Linked DNA regions of Mus musculus: region 2 is linked to region 1. Evidence: chromatin loops called from intact Hi-C (ENCODE). Cell type or tissue: heart. All regions are shown on one strand.

The links. Hi-C counts contacts between places; a loop is a spot of excess contacts. Peaks named below come from ENCODE experiments on the same cell type or tissue, not always from the same donor. Only the 100,000 strongest peaks of a DNase experiment are listed, where the experiment ranks them.
Region 2: it touches region 1 in a loop (8-fold over the local background); 14 of 42 quality-filtered maps call a loop at or near these places.

What each region holds. Positions count from the first base shown.
Region 1 is chr2:115,852,289-115,860,288 of GRCm38, reverse strand. No RefSeq gene overlaps it. Among named protein-coding and RNA genes, the nearest start is that of Gm31590, 49 kb to the right of the region's middle. In heart, a CTCF peak has its summit at 4,314 (motif pointing left); a DNase peak (open chromatin) is centred at 4,278; H3K4me3 peaks cover 5,113 bases; H3K27ac peaks cover 4,918 bases.
Region 2 is chr2:115,510,654-115,518,653 of GRCm38, reverse strand. 3110099E03Rik (RIKEN cDNA 3110099E03 gene) reads left to right here and starts at 6,453. Exons shown (of 3, transcript NR_030712.1): 1 at 6,453-6,515. In heart, a CTCF peak has its summit at 3,423 (motif pointing left); no DNase peak of the experiment used is centred here; H3K4me3 peaks cover 355 bases; H3K27ac peaks cover 2,726 bases.

The sequences.
Region 1 (8,000 bases):
CCCCTCCCCTCCAGCCCCAACAGTGTCAAAGCTACTTTAGCTGAGGCTTTAGAAATAAAATAAATAAACAGCATCGCCCCCTTCTCTTCGCACCACCGCCCTACCCCCACTTTCCGACACCGATTTATGGATCATTATGAATCAATTACCGTTCTCAATACTTTCCCATTGGCTTAAATAAAACAGTGGAAAGATAAAAACGCGGGGTTCGGTGGGGGAATTTTTTTCCCCCTGACAGGAACAATCACAAAATCCATTATCTCATAATCAGAGGCTCTGGGTTAGGAGGTGAAGAGAAAAGAAGGGGTCACTCAGGAAATAACACAGGAGCGCCAGAGGGGAGGTGTCGCCCAGTCTCTGCCTTTGTGGTATTTGGTTTTGTTTGTTGTGTGTTTGAGGTGTTTTGAACGCAGGGGAGGGGGGCTGCGCGTGAGAATTCGCCGTCTGCAAGTTGATGGCCTGACCCTTAAACTCCTTTGCCAATCCTCCTTCAGGGTGTGCCTGGCCAAGCATCTCTTGGTAGCCTGGAGTGAGTTCGCACGTGGGAGAAAGGTGTGGAGGAGGAATGGACTGACCGGTCTGCAGGGCAGATTTGCACTTTGTTGTAGGCAACTCTGCTTGGGCAGCTGGGGGGCCCCGTGGGGATAGTCCCCCCTCCCGCCACTCCGCCTGTCCCGCATGGGGCTGGCTGGTTTTGTCTTGCAACAGTTTGGGATCTGGACAAGCCCCCTCTCCTGCCCCCACCTCGCCGCCCGAGGCTTTTCTTCCCTCTCCGGCCTCTGGCTGGGCGGCGCTCTAGGTCCTTGTAGGTGTTTCTATGACTACATTGTGTGTGTGGGAGGGTCAGATGTGGGGGTTGCCCGAGAGAGGGCCGTTCCTGGGCGGTCATTTATCAATGTCACCCACATAATGATTCTCTCTGCAGCGTCCTATTGATGAGGATAATTACATTAGCTCAGAGTGACTGATCAATGAAAAACCACCACACAAAAACTTCTTCACTCCTCTATAATACCAAAAACCGATACAGAAATAACAGAAAGTCTGATTTTCTTCCCCTCCTCTATCCACCAATGGATTCTGTACACCCCGCCCCCTCCCCAAGACCCGGGAATAAAGTAACAAAATAGACCTAGGTTTGTTTCGTTCACAGAGGATGCAATTTTGCCTGTGAATGCATTTGCTCTAAATGCGTTGGCTTCGTTCCTCCTTCGGTAAAGAATATCAACGGATTTGCTACCGTGAGTGGCTTTTAGACTGGTCTGTGGTTTTCCGTTCTTTTTATTTCTTTTCTCCCCATTGGACCTTTCTCCCCTACTTCAAAAAAAAAAAAAAAAAAGAAGATAGACAATTCTTTTTATACATAAACGGAAAATAAAATTATTCTAGATCCTTTCTCTAGATCTTTTTTAAATAAAGCATTTGCCTTGATCGGGTTACCTTTTTGTCTTTATCACTTCACAAAGTAGGGCAATTAAAGATGTGACGTTGTGTGTGGATTAAGAGTGGATCCATTATATGGCGACATAACTCGCTATATTCTCGCCTAAAAGTTTGCCACTAAATTACGATTTCGCTTTTTCTAGACTTGAAAATCAATATCTTCTCAATTAAAGAGAATTTTAATGCTTTACTTGCGAGTTGTTAAAGGCGCTGTAAATTTTATTGTAATGTTTCTTAGCCTCGGAGTAGATCCAAGAGACGTTGATTCTCCGGGTCTTTTTCGTCTAGCCAGGAACCTTCCACTGGTTTCTGATGAAATACCAGCTACAAAGGTAAGCAGAGTTCCGCAGGGGATCGGGCACTGGGAGGGAGCCCTCCATGGCCAGAGGCCATTGTCTGGAGTATTTCCACCTCTCTGTGTCCCACCTCCCTCAAATGACAGAAGTGTTCATTTAATCTTTCTCAGAGGCAAGCACAAGAGACTCCCATCTGCTCTGGGACAACCAGAAAAAGAGGTGCATTTCGGAAAGATTCTAGACTCTTCCCAGTGCCCCAACCCCTTTTCCTTAAAGTGTACCTCAGAAAGACCCTTTCACAAAATCTGCCATATTTGACATGTCCCCAGCCTCTGTGTCCCAATTCGCTAGCCACCCTCAGGGGCACACTGCTTACAGATGGTTTCTCCTTCCACTGGCTCTTCCTAGTAAAAGTTCTCTTCCCGGTAAAAGTTCTTGGAGAGAATTAAATGTGTTGTGTTAATAACCCAGTTCTGCTACTGCTCTCTCCTGCAAACTTGAAGTCTAGTGATCAGGTGCCCAAAGAAGTCCAAAGATGAGAGTCCCGAGGCCCAGTGACTGGGATGAAGAGCATGGTAGAGAAACTTTCTAAAAAGCAGAGAGAGGAAAATTGAGCTGTGATGAGCTGTAATCAGAGAGCAGGGAGTGGCAGACAGTGAGTCTTCCTGACTTCTTTATAATTTAAAAAAAGAGGTAACAAAAGGGAATCGGATGCCCGAGAATTACATTTTTTTTTTAACCCAAAGACAGTTTAAAAGTGCGTCCTCAGAGGTGCCGGGAAGGGCCTGAACGTCTCAGAGGATCCACTCAGAAAGCTCCCTTTGCAATTCACTCTCAGTTAATTTGCTGGGAATGAGAAGACTGGGCAAAGGGCTATGTGTGTGGTGAACGGAGGGCTTAAGTAAGTATGATGGGAAGGGGCACCTACATATAATGAGGCTGCTGTTTTAAGCTGAATAGAAAAGAAGTGAGGTAGACAAAAGCCACACACACACACACACACACACACTCACACACTCACACACAGTGCACTTTAAAATTATTCTCACCTACCTGTCTTCTTTTCTTCTCTAACTACACACTGTATGGACTCCTATATATAGGTGGGGGATACTCAATGTGTCCTATTGTCTGCAGACCCACCGGACAGATTCCCATTTCTGTAGACTCCTGACTGTAAGCCTAGACCGTGGCCTTTTTTATCAAGGGAGTCAGGCTTTGTTAATGTATTTGTACTTTTCTGCTTTCAGTCTAGGTTTCTGCTTTGTAGGAAGGAGGAGGTACAAGGAGGGGGAGGGGAGCAGAACACAAAGACTATCTAGTTCTCACCGAGCAGGTTTCAAAATAGAACTTAATGGGAAGAAAGAATAAAAATAAGGAGGAGTGTGAGAATTGTGCATTACAACAAATTTACCAGTACACGAAGAATTTTTTTTCCTTTTGAGGATTTTGTTTTCTTCATATTGAAACATTTTCAAATTTTAATCCTTAGCAGACAAAACCTCAATATAAATATGACATGGGCCACTGGCAAAAAAAAAAAAAAGAAAAAAAAAAGAAAAAGAAAAAAGAAAAGAAAAAAGAAAGAAAGAAAAAGAAAAAAGAACTTAAACTCAGTGCCCAGAGGGGAGGGGCGCAGGGAGAAGAGAGGGCCCTTTCTGATTAATAACTAGCAGGGTAATGTTGAGGGCTTTTTCTGCCCGATTGCCTTTTTGAATTAGAGCCGATTTCTTCACACTTCAATAGTGCCTGTCTCCTTTAAAATGATTGGCAGATCTGTTTCTCTTTTTTCTCTCCCTGAGACTTAATGATGTAAATTTTCTAATTAGTTAAATCATATTGCTTAAAGGGCTAATATTTACCGTGTAAGAAATGATCATTCTGATTTGGACCTCTTGAAATATTTCGAGAAATAACATTTGGCTTTTAGGTTGAGGGATGGGGTGGGGGGAGGGGGGAGGCGCTAGTGGAGTGAGGGAAGGCACGGACCGGCAACATGTTAAATTAATAGTTCAAGTTGAGCTGGGCTCACACCCCAAGTCCGCTTTTATTTTTCAATCAGCGAAGATTTAATTGGCAGCCCTCGGGCCGGGCGATCTGATATTTTCTCATTAGTTTCCCATCACTAATCTTGAGTGGTAGGTTGTCTTACAGGTTGTCAACATTTGACCAATTTTATTTAAGGGGGGTGGGGGGTGGGATGGGGGCGCATTATGACTTCGGGATGTGAGACCTGCAAATAAATCCTGCTTGGATCAGCGGAACTAACAGGCGAAAAAAATGTTGACTATTCATCGTCGTTTCTAATAAGTTGCATTAATATATATTTCAAGAGGGTGTGATTATATGTGCTCTGTAAAGACACAGATGAAAAGAGGTCGGAGCTGCAGCACTAAACTAGTTGAAGTGAAACGTAGATACATTTCCAGCCGAAGGTAAATAAGCCGAGTGGAATCGTTGTTGAGGGTTTAGGAGGTACGATCCTCCTCCCCTTCCTCTTGCAGCTGCGTGAAACCGCCAAGCCTGTGTCACCGAGCTCTGAGCGGCTCCGCGGGCTGGTCCACAGATAACATCAGAGCGCCCCCTGCTGGCCTTCAGGGCAGACCGCGGCGGGACAGCCCCCCGCGAAGCCAACGGTGTTTTTCTGCGCCCCCCACCCTTCTCCACCTACCCTTTCCACTACTCTCACCCTCGTCCGCTGCAGCGAGGGAATAGCTTGTCATGGCTGAACATTTAAATGAATAAATTTTAAAAATAATAATAAAACAGGAAAGTACTCACACCTTTCACTTGGCCTCGGGGAATAAACGACCAAATGCCTAAGCAAAAGGATTCGTTTTCTAATCTCCTTATTCTGTAGGGGTTTGATCAAGTTTGCTTTTTCCCCCCTTGCAGATTTAACTTCCAAAGATATATTTTAATGGACAACCCTGAAGGCTTTTTATTATTATTGCTATTAAAAAATAGATATCTGATGAGGGGCAACAAGAAATGCCAAATAATATTTCTTGTACTTGTAAAAGCAAACTCCGGGGGGGGGGATTTCACAGGTTTATAAAAGTCTACAGGAATCGCTTTTGGAATTTAAGCAGTTCTCAATTTGAGGTAATTCCTTTTGCACACATCTTTGGGATCCCAGAGCATTCAAAATGTGTGTGTGTGTGTGTGTGTGTGTGTGTGTGTGTGTGTGTGTGTGTGTCTGTCTGTCTGTCTGTCTGTCTTAGTTGTCACAGTATCCATACACAAACAGGTCTTTTCCATGCCTGTGTTTTTCTTCCCTGACCCTGTTTTCTTGCTTTTGCTGAACGCGGACAGAGCGGCTGAAGCGCACCCCAATATCCTGCCGCCTCCGGAGTGTAAGCACTTCATCTCTCTGCACCGCAAGGTGCGCCGTTTGGTTTCAGAGAGTTGGGGTTTGGTGCACAGCGGCGTACTTCTAGCGTCCAGATTACTCTCTCCTGGGATTTCTGCACAGGGTAGAAGGCGCAAGCAAGCAGGTAACGCGACCCATCTCCATCGCCTCTGCCTCTGGGAGAAGACGCTGACAAAGCAGCCGTGTCAGAAGGGTCTCCCCGCCGCAGTTGGACCCCCCACATCAGACATGGCAATCTACCACGCGGAACGACTTTGGCTTCTCAGGGAGTTTTTGGTTTTTATTTTAAAGAATCAGATTGCGGGTTTTTCTGAGAGCAATTCTGAGGAACGAGGCTCTGGGGAAGGAAAGAACGGTGCATTTGGAAAAGGTGTGTCTTTCCTCCCCAGTGCTTCTAATTCTTGGATTGCGCAATCCATTCTCTACCCTGGCTCTTCTGCAGATTCCACTTTCACATCTCAGATCCCCACCCTCGTTTGTGGATGTTGGAGGTCTGGGTCAGGCACCCTGGGACCCCACAGAAAGGGGCGCTTCTAGGAAAAGGCAGTGGTGGGAGTTAACCCAGATCTTTTGGGCAGAATAGGGATGGCTAAGTGCAGCTGAGCTTGAAATATTGTTAGGGACTATTGTAATAACTGAGATAGATTTAAATATGCACCAGCAAGCAAGCTGTTATGCCGAGAAGGAATCTGTTTTGAAGTTCATTGCATTACTTTAAAAGTACATTCTTCTCTGAGGAAGTCTGCCACTGCGGTTGACTTTTTTGAAAGGTCCCCTTTAAGCTCAGTAAAGTGTAAGAGAAGTTACTGCACAACACATGGACCGCCTTAAATATATGTGTACATAGGTATTTGCGTGCCCAGGGAATGCATAGCTGTCCGTGCAACTATATAAACACAATAAAACAAACACAAGGGAGTGGACCCCGCTGCAGCTGAACTCAGAACAAGAAGCAGTCAGCACTATACTCTCACACTCACGAGGGAGGAAGGGTAGAAATCCCACTGTGTTTGGTTACAAACAGCTTAATAAAATTGGGAGGCATTGACAGTCTGGTCAGTGTTCTAAATAAATTGACACGAAGGTCCTCCAGAAGAGACAGAAAATACCTCACCATCAATCTTAAGCCACTTGCCGATTATGATTGCAAGAAAGAGATCACCGAGACTTAGCTTCTCAAATGGCTTGTTAACAGCCCCATGCCTATGTTTTGGCAACAAAATTAACTCTCCAGGAGGAAATAAAATTTTAAAATTTGTTTTGTTTTGCTTTAAAGGCAAAGAAAAATCATCCAAGGAACTTGCTTTTAACACCCTGGATTTGTTGCTGGTCAGAGACTGCTCTTCCCTTCTAGTTTGCTCAGTTGGGCCGACAAAAGAAACGGGATCAACTGATACCTCCATGGGATAAAAGAAAACACTAATATCAGCCTTTAGTTTTCCCTCTTGCTTAGAAGAACTTTATTTTTAATGTCCAGCGTTTTTGTGGTTGAAAGTTGTGCAGATGTAAAAGATGTTAGTTACCTTGTCCACAGCTATCAGGCGACTGGTGTCACTTGAATTTTGCAAGCTTTTTGTATCCATTTGAGTTCGTGAGAAAGAGAATTAGATACCAATATTGTGCACTTTCAAGTAGGTACCCTCCACCCCATCCCTCTCTCAACAGCACCCAAGCCTGCATCTGAATCCTGATGCCCTAATAACCACACTTTACAGAAAAAGGTGGTTAAGCTTTCCATCACTGGGCAGTCTGACAAAGATGCAGCCTCTCTTTGCCCCTAGAGTCCCAAGAAAGAGTGTCTCCACATACGCAAATATTTTTTTTCTATGTTTTCCTTAGAAACTTGAATTGGGTGAACATTTCGGAGGGGTCCTGAATAATTAACATTTCAAAAGGCAAAATGCTGAACAAAGAGAGACAGGTACCAACAACAAAAATATAAAATGAACCGTGCTTTAAAAAAAAAAAATCAACTGTACAGTTACAGATGCCACATCTCAACCTCTCTCACCGAGTGACCCGCTCTCCTAGCACTGAAGCCCTCTCTCCACCAGAGATTCAGGAAAACTGGGGTGTCTGGGGAGAGAGAAAGGGATGGGACCTCCTGGCAGCCTACTCTTCCCACCTGTTCCCTCCGCCCCAAGCTAGATAGAAGTGGCGCCCAGACTCCAAGTGACACTCATCAGGGTGTGTCGCCAAACCAAAGTGGAAACCCAAGTAAGTCCCCGAAGGCCCAGCAGTCTGCCAAAGGGACAAGACCTTAGGGTCGGAGGCACACGCCACCGCCCGTCTGACTGCCTGGCGGGCTGCCTGCGCTTGGGTGGACAAAAGGCTCACTGGCTACTCTAGTGTCGCAGCTGTTCTGTGTCATTCGATGGAGAGAGCAGGCGCTGCAGTGGTGGTGCGCGCGCGCGCGTGCACGGCACACACGTGCACTTGTGTCTGTATCCAGACTCAGGCACTCAACTGTCTAAGTTCCTGGCTCTACTCAGGCCCCTCAGCAGATCCCACCGCATCCCTATGCTACCTGTGTCCCCGGAGCCACGCCCAGACAGGTGTGCCCACCGTGAACCGCAAAGCCTCAGGGTAAAGACTCATGCGAGGAGAGTCAAGAGGCCATAGGCTAGGCGGGGGTCAAGAAGAATGATGGAGTTCTTCAGCTGGAATATCCCAACATTCCAGCTACTGTCACCACACTCAATCTTTCCAGCCCAGACCTGCCGGGTCCAAGAGATTGATTCTGGCAAAAAAAAAAAAAAAAAAAAAAAAAGAAAGAAAGAAAGAAAAACCTGGCTCAGGGAAACCCCGGGGGTGGCCACTGACGCCTGAGACTGAACAGGCTTGGCTTAGGTTCGAAAAACACAGTTTTAATTTTCTTAATGAAGGCG
Region 2 (8,000 bases), 340 kb after region 1:
TTCCTTCATAAAGGTAGCTAATGGGCTTTAAGAGTTAATAGAGAAAAGGGTTCTTGTGTACAAGACCTGTGCACATGGAGTCAACAGATACTTGATGCTGTCTTTGAGTCTCTTGGTTGCAGGCGTTAGGAACAGCAGCCCCCTGGAGTATCCGTTTATGAGTCTATCTTCTGTAGGCTAGCATCTGAATGATATGATAACATGTTTGAAGGTTTCATTCCTGCATGGCCCCTCTTCACCCTCCTTTCTATTCTGGTGAAAGCTATTTTGGAGATGAGTGGGTTATAAACCACGCAAACAGTTTTATAGAGTTTCTTTTTTTTTTAATTATTTTTTATTTAAAGACCAGGTTTGTAGTGCATAGATAGGGGGTGTGACTCAGGAACAGAACACACATTTATCATGCACAAAGTTCTGGGTTTAATCGCCAGCACCATAAAAGGAAATTGTGGCATGGGGTAAACAGCAGATAATGAGTGTTTTGCTCAAAATAGCCATCTCCTTTTATGTAGGTGACTGGTATGAACACTTAAAGCATCAAGGCATAATTTCATGTTAAAGTTGTATGAATTAGCAATCCCCCCTTTTTTGTCACAGTTTTTGGGCAGCACCAGGATATAGTAATCTTTGCTCTTTCTTTGCTGTATTCTTGTTACTGACCATTTTGTTTATCAGTGGCTTATCATGGGAATGGCTCAGAATTTGCTGTATTCTTATCTCTGGCCTTAAAACTGAATATCATTTCTAAGTGGAATAACCTGCCCTGCGAGACGAGCCTGCAGAAAGCATGCTGCGATCTGCAAGTGGCAGGGATGAGGAAACGAGAGGTAACTCTGGTCACCTCTATCTTCTCTGATTTGATAAAGCAGGAGGCAAGGCAGAGCAGTGGGCACAGTTGTGAAAAAACGTGTAACTCACAGAGTTTCCCTGAGATTGAGCGAAGGATGAAGGCCAAAGGCTTCTTAGTTTTGCAGAAGTTGACATCACTTATTGATGCCCTTTCCAATCTATTTCCCACGTCAGGCTAATCAAGTGTTTTTGTTTGAAAGAAAATTTTACGTTGTTCTTAATGTAGCACTAATATTTTTCAGACTTTCCCTTTCCCTAAGCCACACTATCCACCATTACAAAGTTATTTAAATACACATTTCAATTAATTATGCCTCCTAAAAACCTATCAATTTTGTCATTATGTTGGTTATTGTGAATTACATTTGAGAAAAGACAGTGGAGGTAAAAAGAAATATAGGAGCAAAGAGAAAAATGTAAGCATTATTTGAGGAAAAGTAAAAAACAGTTAACTATCAGAATGAAAAACATTAATTAAGAATCAGGAAGGATTTCCTTAAGTTTAAGTAAGGAAAAAAAAAAGGTACTTATGGGTTAAAACATAGCCCTGTTGCTCACACACAAATCCTGACAATCACAGAAGAATTCAGGCTGTCCATATTAAATGCAATATTAATCAATTGCTCATTATCCTATTGTGTCCTGTTCCTTCCCAAGACTTCTGCCAAGTGTGCAGAGTTTACAGTAGGTTCAGAGACAGCAGCAAGAAGGCTGAGGAATTGAGAAATAGCCCCAGTGAAACAGGGGTGAAGTAGCGGCCTTGTTTAGTCTGGAGAGGCAGAGCTGGAGGGCTTAACAGCAGCCCTCCCTTCCATGACAGAACACAGCCCTTTGCAGGTAGAGGTGAACAGCTGGTCTCTGTTTCCTCTGAGGACAGTACAAGCCGTGGAGTCTTAAGTGCAGTCAATGGGGATTCAAGCAAGATGTTAAGAAGCCTTCCCAACCCCAGGAGATGTGCAAGGAGAGAACCATCAGGTTTTCTGGATTTAGGCTGTGTTGAATTATGGTTATTAATTATATTTTAAGTCAGAAAGTTGAAGTTGAAAAATAAAAAGGAAAGGACAATCTTCCATGCAGGACCCCAGAGAGGAAAAGAGTGGATAAATTGTGATCTGGGGCCAGAGACCATATGGGATGAATGAACAGTATCACTTAGGATATTTGGCCGGAAGAAAACGAAATACAGAATGGAAAAAAAAAGGGGGGGAGGATTGCATACATCAAGAAAAGAAAAAGAGAAAAGTATGGGAGGTATTTATATTAAGCAGACTATTTTAACCAAAGTTTTGTTTTTGGTCATGGGAAAAGAATCCTAATTGTCCAAGTGTGTGAGAAATAGTACTCGCTGCTGGTTAACCCTGTTTTGTAAAACCGGTGTAGTCAAATATGAGAATCAGGGCCAAGAAGCAGATTGGCCATATTTTATTTCTGCCTTTACAAAACAATACATGCAAACCAGAAACGGGATGAAATGACTTTTCAAAGCTTTCCCAACCTTTTGATTCTATGACATAAAGGGAAATGGTGGTTATGAGTCAAGCAAACAGTGAGTACATACAACACAAATCAAGGACTAGAAACGTCCACATCAAAGAGGCAGGATCCGGATGGTAGGGATTACTAAAATAATAATAATGATAATAATAATAATAATGATAATAATTCCAAGCATCATTGACATTGTTAGCAGGGGAGATACAGACTGAGTGGCCAGTGATGTAGGCCTTGTGAAGATCAAGCTAAGGAAGGAGACCCATGATGGGTTTAAGAAACTTAAAAGTCTAAGTCTTGCCGAGTGATAAGAATGTTGCTTTTTAAGGCAGTCATCTGTGGTTGCAAACCTATGTATGGTGTTTGGGATGATTGCAGTTGTAGAAACACAGACACAATGATGGGCATCTCACACAGCAAATAGCTCAAGGATGCACCTTAGCCTTTAAGATCATGACCAATGTTAAATTATTTCATCCTTCTTTAGCCATTTTAATTCCCACACTACTCAGAATTAAGTGTAAGTGTTCCAGTTTGCTGTACGGTGGGCCTGTGCCGGCACTCCACTCCCCGTTTTCAGGGCTAGTTGTGATCAACGTTCTGGTTACTGGTTATATTCTGTGACTGTTGAAATGGGTAAGACCCTCGTCACACTGGGCTTTGCTGAGCCAATGCCGGGTTTGCTCATTTAGTATGTTCCATCTGATGGGTTTTATAGTGCATTGCTTTGTTTTGTTTTTGCTTTTTTTCTGGCATAAACTTTTCTTCACTCTAAGTAGCAGAAAATAGAATCATGTTTGTATTTGTCAACATAACAGTTATATATAGCTTATAGTATTCTGGTACACAGAACTTAATCAAAAATAGATTGCTGGCCTTTTTTTTCTGCTTTTAAAAAATATGCTTTGAATTCACTTGTAAAATGATTTGGGTTTGGAAATCTTTCTTTCTTTTCTCTCTCTTTCCCTGTCTCTTTCTCTGGCTGTCTCTGTCTCTGTCTCTCTCTCTCCCTTATCTCCCTCGCTTTCGACAAAGAAAAGCCTTTTGTTCTGGTCCCTGCCAGTGCCTTATTCAGTGACTTTCTGCTGTCCCCTAGTGGCCCGTTAATCTTTTTGACGATGGTGTGATTGTCCCTGGAACCAATTCTCCTCTCTTCTGTTTTTTCCCTCCCTTTCTGACTCTCATCAGCAGGCATTTAAAACATTTCTAAACAACCCACGAGTTACCTTTTAGAAGCAGCAACTACATTCTTCAGCATTCAGTCTCTGCGCTCAATTATACATGCCCAGGGAGGAGAAGCCATCTAGGCACACTCTCCTGTCCCCTGCCCCATGTCCTCCCAAATTCAGATTCTCGAAATTCTAACACAAAATTGATGAAAGCAAAATGCTGTCGGCTTTGACTGTTCCTAAATGCCAGACGGTGGTGAAGTGTAGTTTGTGACAGGTTAGACTCTTTATGTCAATGGGTTTACAAACAAAAATTATCGTATTGCTTTCCTTTCTCTTTTGAAAGTTCTGCTTGGTTACTTTCATGTTTGTAGTTGCTTTTTTTGTGGTGGCATTTGTCAAGAAGTAAAAAAATACAACAGCATTCTCAATATTTGAAACATTAGATTAATTTACTTATGTGAAAGGCAGATTCTCATTCATAGTTACCAGGCTGGCTTTAAGAGATAGGGTCAAAATTTTCTCTGTTACCTCTCTACCTAAGTCCAAAACTTTCAATAAATGAGAGCTGGATTTGCTATTTACATCTTACGTCATTAAGCCACATACGTTCAGTTCTAATGTGGTGCTGGTAAATTTCTTAACAAATTCTTTCCTTCCGTTTACTAGTCATTTCAAACTGCACTTAATGAAAATGAGATACCTAAGTTTGTCAGAATCCGTAGTTCGGTTTTTAAAATTTAATATTAACCGATTAAAGACAGTAAACCTGGCTTGTACAACCCCTTTAAAAGATGGTTTAAAGCATTACCGAGACTTTACAAGAAAAGAAAAAAAAATCCCAACTTGGATGAAATCTAGCCCATTAATTGAACATTAGAGAAATCTGAGCTGAATGCTGAACTAATGATCGCTTGGCTCTGCCTTGTTTGGCACTTGCCATGGTTTTGACAATGATCACTTGACTAGTAACACTATTTTCTTTCTGAACTCAGGGGGAAGAGGGTTGGGAGCGGGGGAGGGGAGAAGAAGGCGCAAAGCCTAGGTCCTCCTATTTCTTGGTAATTCCAGTGTAGTCTGGCTGCGTGGCAGCGAAGGAGCTAAGCTGCAAGGCTCCCTTCAATGACATGAAGCTTGTTTCTTCAAAGAAAAGTTGATGCAGTTTTTAAGACTGCCTCTTTTCTGAAAGGTCAGATGGCTGCCCAGTTTAGTCATTTCGTGTGTTTATGCATGCCTCCGCTGGGATAAGGCATTACAAAACAAAGCCCCGGATTGCAATCAATCTTGGCCTAAGTGCAAAGTCACCCGACCAATCTCTGGAATCCTGTGCCTATCATGAGACAGGGGGAAGGAAGGGCTTGTGCCTCCTGCACTTCTTCTCAAGAGAAAAGACAAAACCCCTTCCTAAGCCTTTGTAGGGCTCCTGCTTCTCCTCTGCAGCCTGACCCATCTCTCAAATTCAAATTACAGGGTTTTCTAAAAATACATCCTTCATCAAACATCCTAATTTACAGTAGCTATTTTTCACAGAGAAATGCCTGATTTTTTGTTCATTTTTTCTTGTTATTGTTGTTGTTGTTGTCTAATTCAGATTGTAAATGTCCTAAAAATGTTCTCCTGGAGTTATTTTTAAAACCTCATGGTAAGTTAGGTGTAAATACTGTGACTATTACTGGGACCTTAGGAAGCAACATATTTTTGACTGATTCCTGGAGGTGAGAATGCCATTTGGAATTTTAATTAATTTAATTTCCATTTTAGATAAAATTACTCTGAGAAATCTTAATTCTAATGAATAAATGGATTTTATTTTTTCTTTTCTTTCTTTTTTTTTTTTCCATTGAAGATTCCATTAGAGTTAGGGAAAAAATAGAGGATAAAGTTTCCTTTAAAGAAAAATTAAGGCTACAGACAGCCTTAATAAACCTTCTGCAAAGTAATCGAGAATAGCCAGTGGTCTGTTCTCTGCAGAATTAGTTCTTCCAAAACAATACTAAAACTGAGCAGTCGTACTTTTTACAACTCTGGAGACTATCTAAACAAAATGAGCAGATTTATAGGGCTATTTTTAGTGCGCGTCACTGCATTACAGTTTACATTCGCTTTTGAACCTTATTTGACATCCCTAGTAGAAAAATACAGGCAGAACACTCATTAAGACCCTTCATAAAGACAGTCTCCACGGGGCCGTTACCCCCCAAAAAAACCAAAGTTGAGGTGTGTTTCAGAATGTTCTTTTGGACTCGAAAGTTTGTTTCCATTTGTCAAGAAAACTCTGAGCCCAATCGCAGATCCAGAGGGTCTGTTTATGACCGCCTCTCCTGCCCTACTCGTTGGTGGTATGTCCTAAAAACAGAAGTAAAATCACACTCTCACGGTTGGGAATTTTCAGAGAGCAACAGGTAAGTAGGCTATGTCTAAGTACCTATTGTTTTCCCACAAATTGTAAAGTCACTTCCAAGTATAAGTAACTTGCTGAAAAAGTGAAACATTGGGACTTTCTGCAAACCATTCTTGCATGGAAGGAAAAAAAAACATGGAAGAGCTTATGCAATGTTATGAAATATTTCACCACACAGATTTATGGAAAAGCTACAGTTGCATTTTAAAATATAGTCAGGAGAATTAAGTGCTTGCATTTTGGACACCAAGTTTCTTTAGCTTTTCCATCCAGAGAGAGAGGTGGGTGTCTATTTCCTTCATGGGCTGTCCTACCTTCACCGGAGGTTACAAATGAAGACTCCATCTCCTTTGTGTATTGTGGGAAAAAAAAATCAGCCAGAGGAAAATACCAGAAAGACAAGTTCAGATGCAGCTGTCATGTCTTTTCCTCCAATGGGAAGGGGACGCTTTCATAAGGTTAGACTGTCCGGGGAACTACATTGACATCCTGCTAAGTGTTACGTGTTTTTATATTAACTGTGCTCAGTAAGACTCTACAATAAGGAAATGCCTTAGCTGTAGACATCATTTATGGAACCGTATAAATAGAGCTCACATTCAAAGGTAAGAAAACAGACAGGATTTTACACCAACTACCCTCTGATAAGATTATGTTTTCAAAGCGAAAACCATGTCTACAGAATGTTGTGGTGTGGAAGTATCCGATTAAACTCTTAGGAAAACAGACTTTTCCACAAGCGGCCTCTTTATTTGCCACACCTCGGGGATCTGATTAAAAGTTAGTGTACTGCATTTAAACCTGAAAAGGGATTCGTGTAAAATTATGGCTTCACAGATTGCTCTTTGAGAACTGAAGATGAAACGAGAAAATGACATTTGGACTAAGAGCCATTGTAACTGCTGGAAAAATGTCAATGGAGGCATTTGGGGGAGGTTTCAGCTTGCTATAGAGGAATCAAATGACCTAAGAAAGTAGTTTTATAGCTGAATGAGTGTTTTTAACGAGTTAAACATGTTACTACGAGGACCTTAAAGCCACGCTGTAAACAATAGCTTTGATTAAAAGATTGTCAGGATTGTTTGTTTAAATTTTTTTTTTTTTTTGTATTTTAAGTTTTCAATCATACTATTTGGCTTTGCAGTATGAAGAAATGATATATTTCTACTGAATTTATCAATTACTAATTAATTTGGTGGTGAGTGCCTAATTTGAGGTTCTATTTAGCATAGGTCCAGGTTGAATTTCTTCTAACGTTTGGTTATCCTTGGCCTATTTAACATATGAATTAAACCCAAATATCTTTGAAAACTCAACCCATACCTTTTCCTTCCCAGATCATAAAAATAATTTATTGTCGTAATCTCAATTTATAGTTTAGTTAGGCAGAGTGAAAATACGACCTCTGAAGGAATCCCCCCCCCCTTAGCTCCAGTCTGCTTTACAGTGGGTTGTGTGTGTTGCTACAAGTTGCTGTAGCTAACACTTAATATGTTGATGTAAGAGAAATAAGCTGCTCTGCATTTAAAAATAATATTTAGATGAGCAAACATGCAAAATCCTCTGAAAATAGATGATTTTGCTCCTTGTAACTTTAACTGAAAAATATGAAAGAAAAAAAATGAGAGAAACCTAGCCATAAGGCCAATCTATTGCAAGCAGGGACAGATGAGAGATTTTTCAAAATTAAACTGCTAGGAAAAGCAGTTGTGAGGCAGTCTGTTTTCTTACTGGGGATGGGAGGAATCAAGGGTATTATAATTGAAAATGCATGCCTATAGCAACTAAAATGTTCTTTTAGGATATTCTTGTTTTGTTTCATAAATATATTTTGAAAAAAAATCAAAATGATTAACAACGTTTTTTTTTAATTTTGGTGATCTTTCCAGTTCTGGTGGATTTAGTTCAAATTTTAAAACATTGCTTTATGTGTTGTATATTTTTGCCCATAAAGCATTCTCCAAATGGTAGTTATTTATGTGAATAAAAGAACAAAGCATGGAAATATGGCTTTTCTTCCTACTCCATTATTGAAACGGAATATGATCATTAGCCAGGGCCGGGGTTTAGTCGCAACACTTTGAAAAATA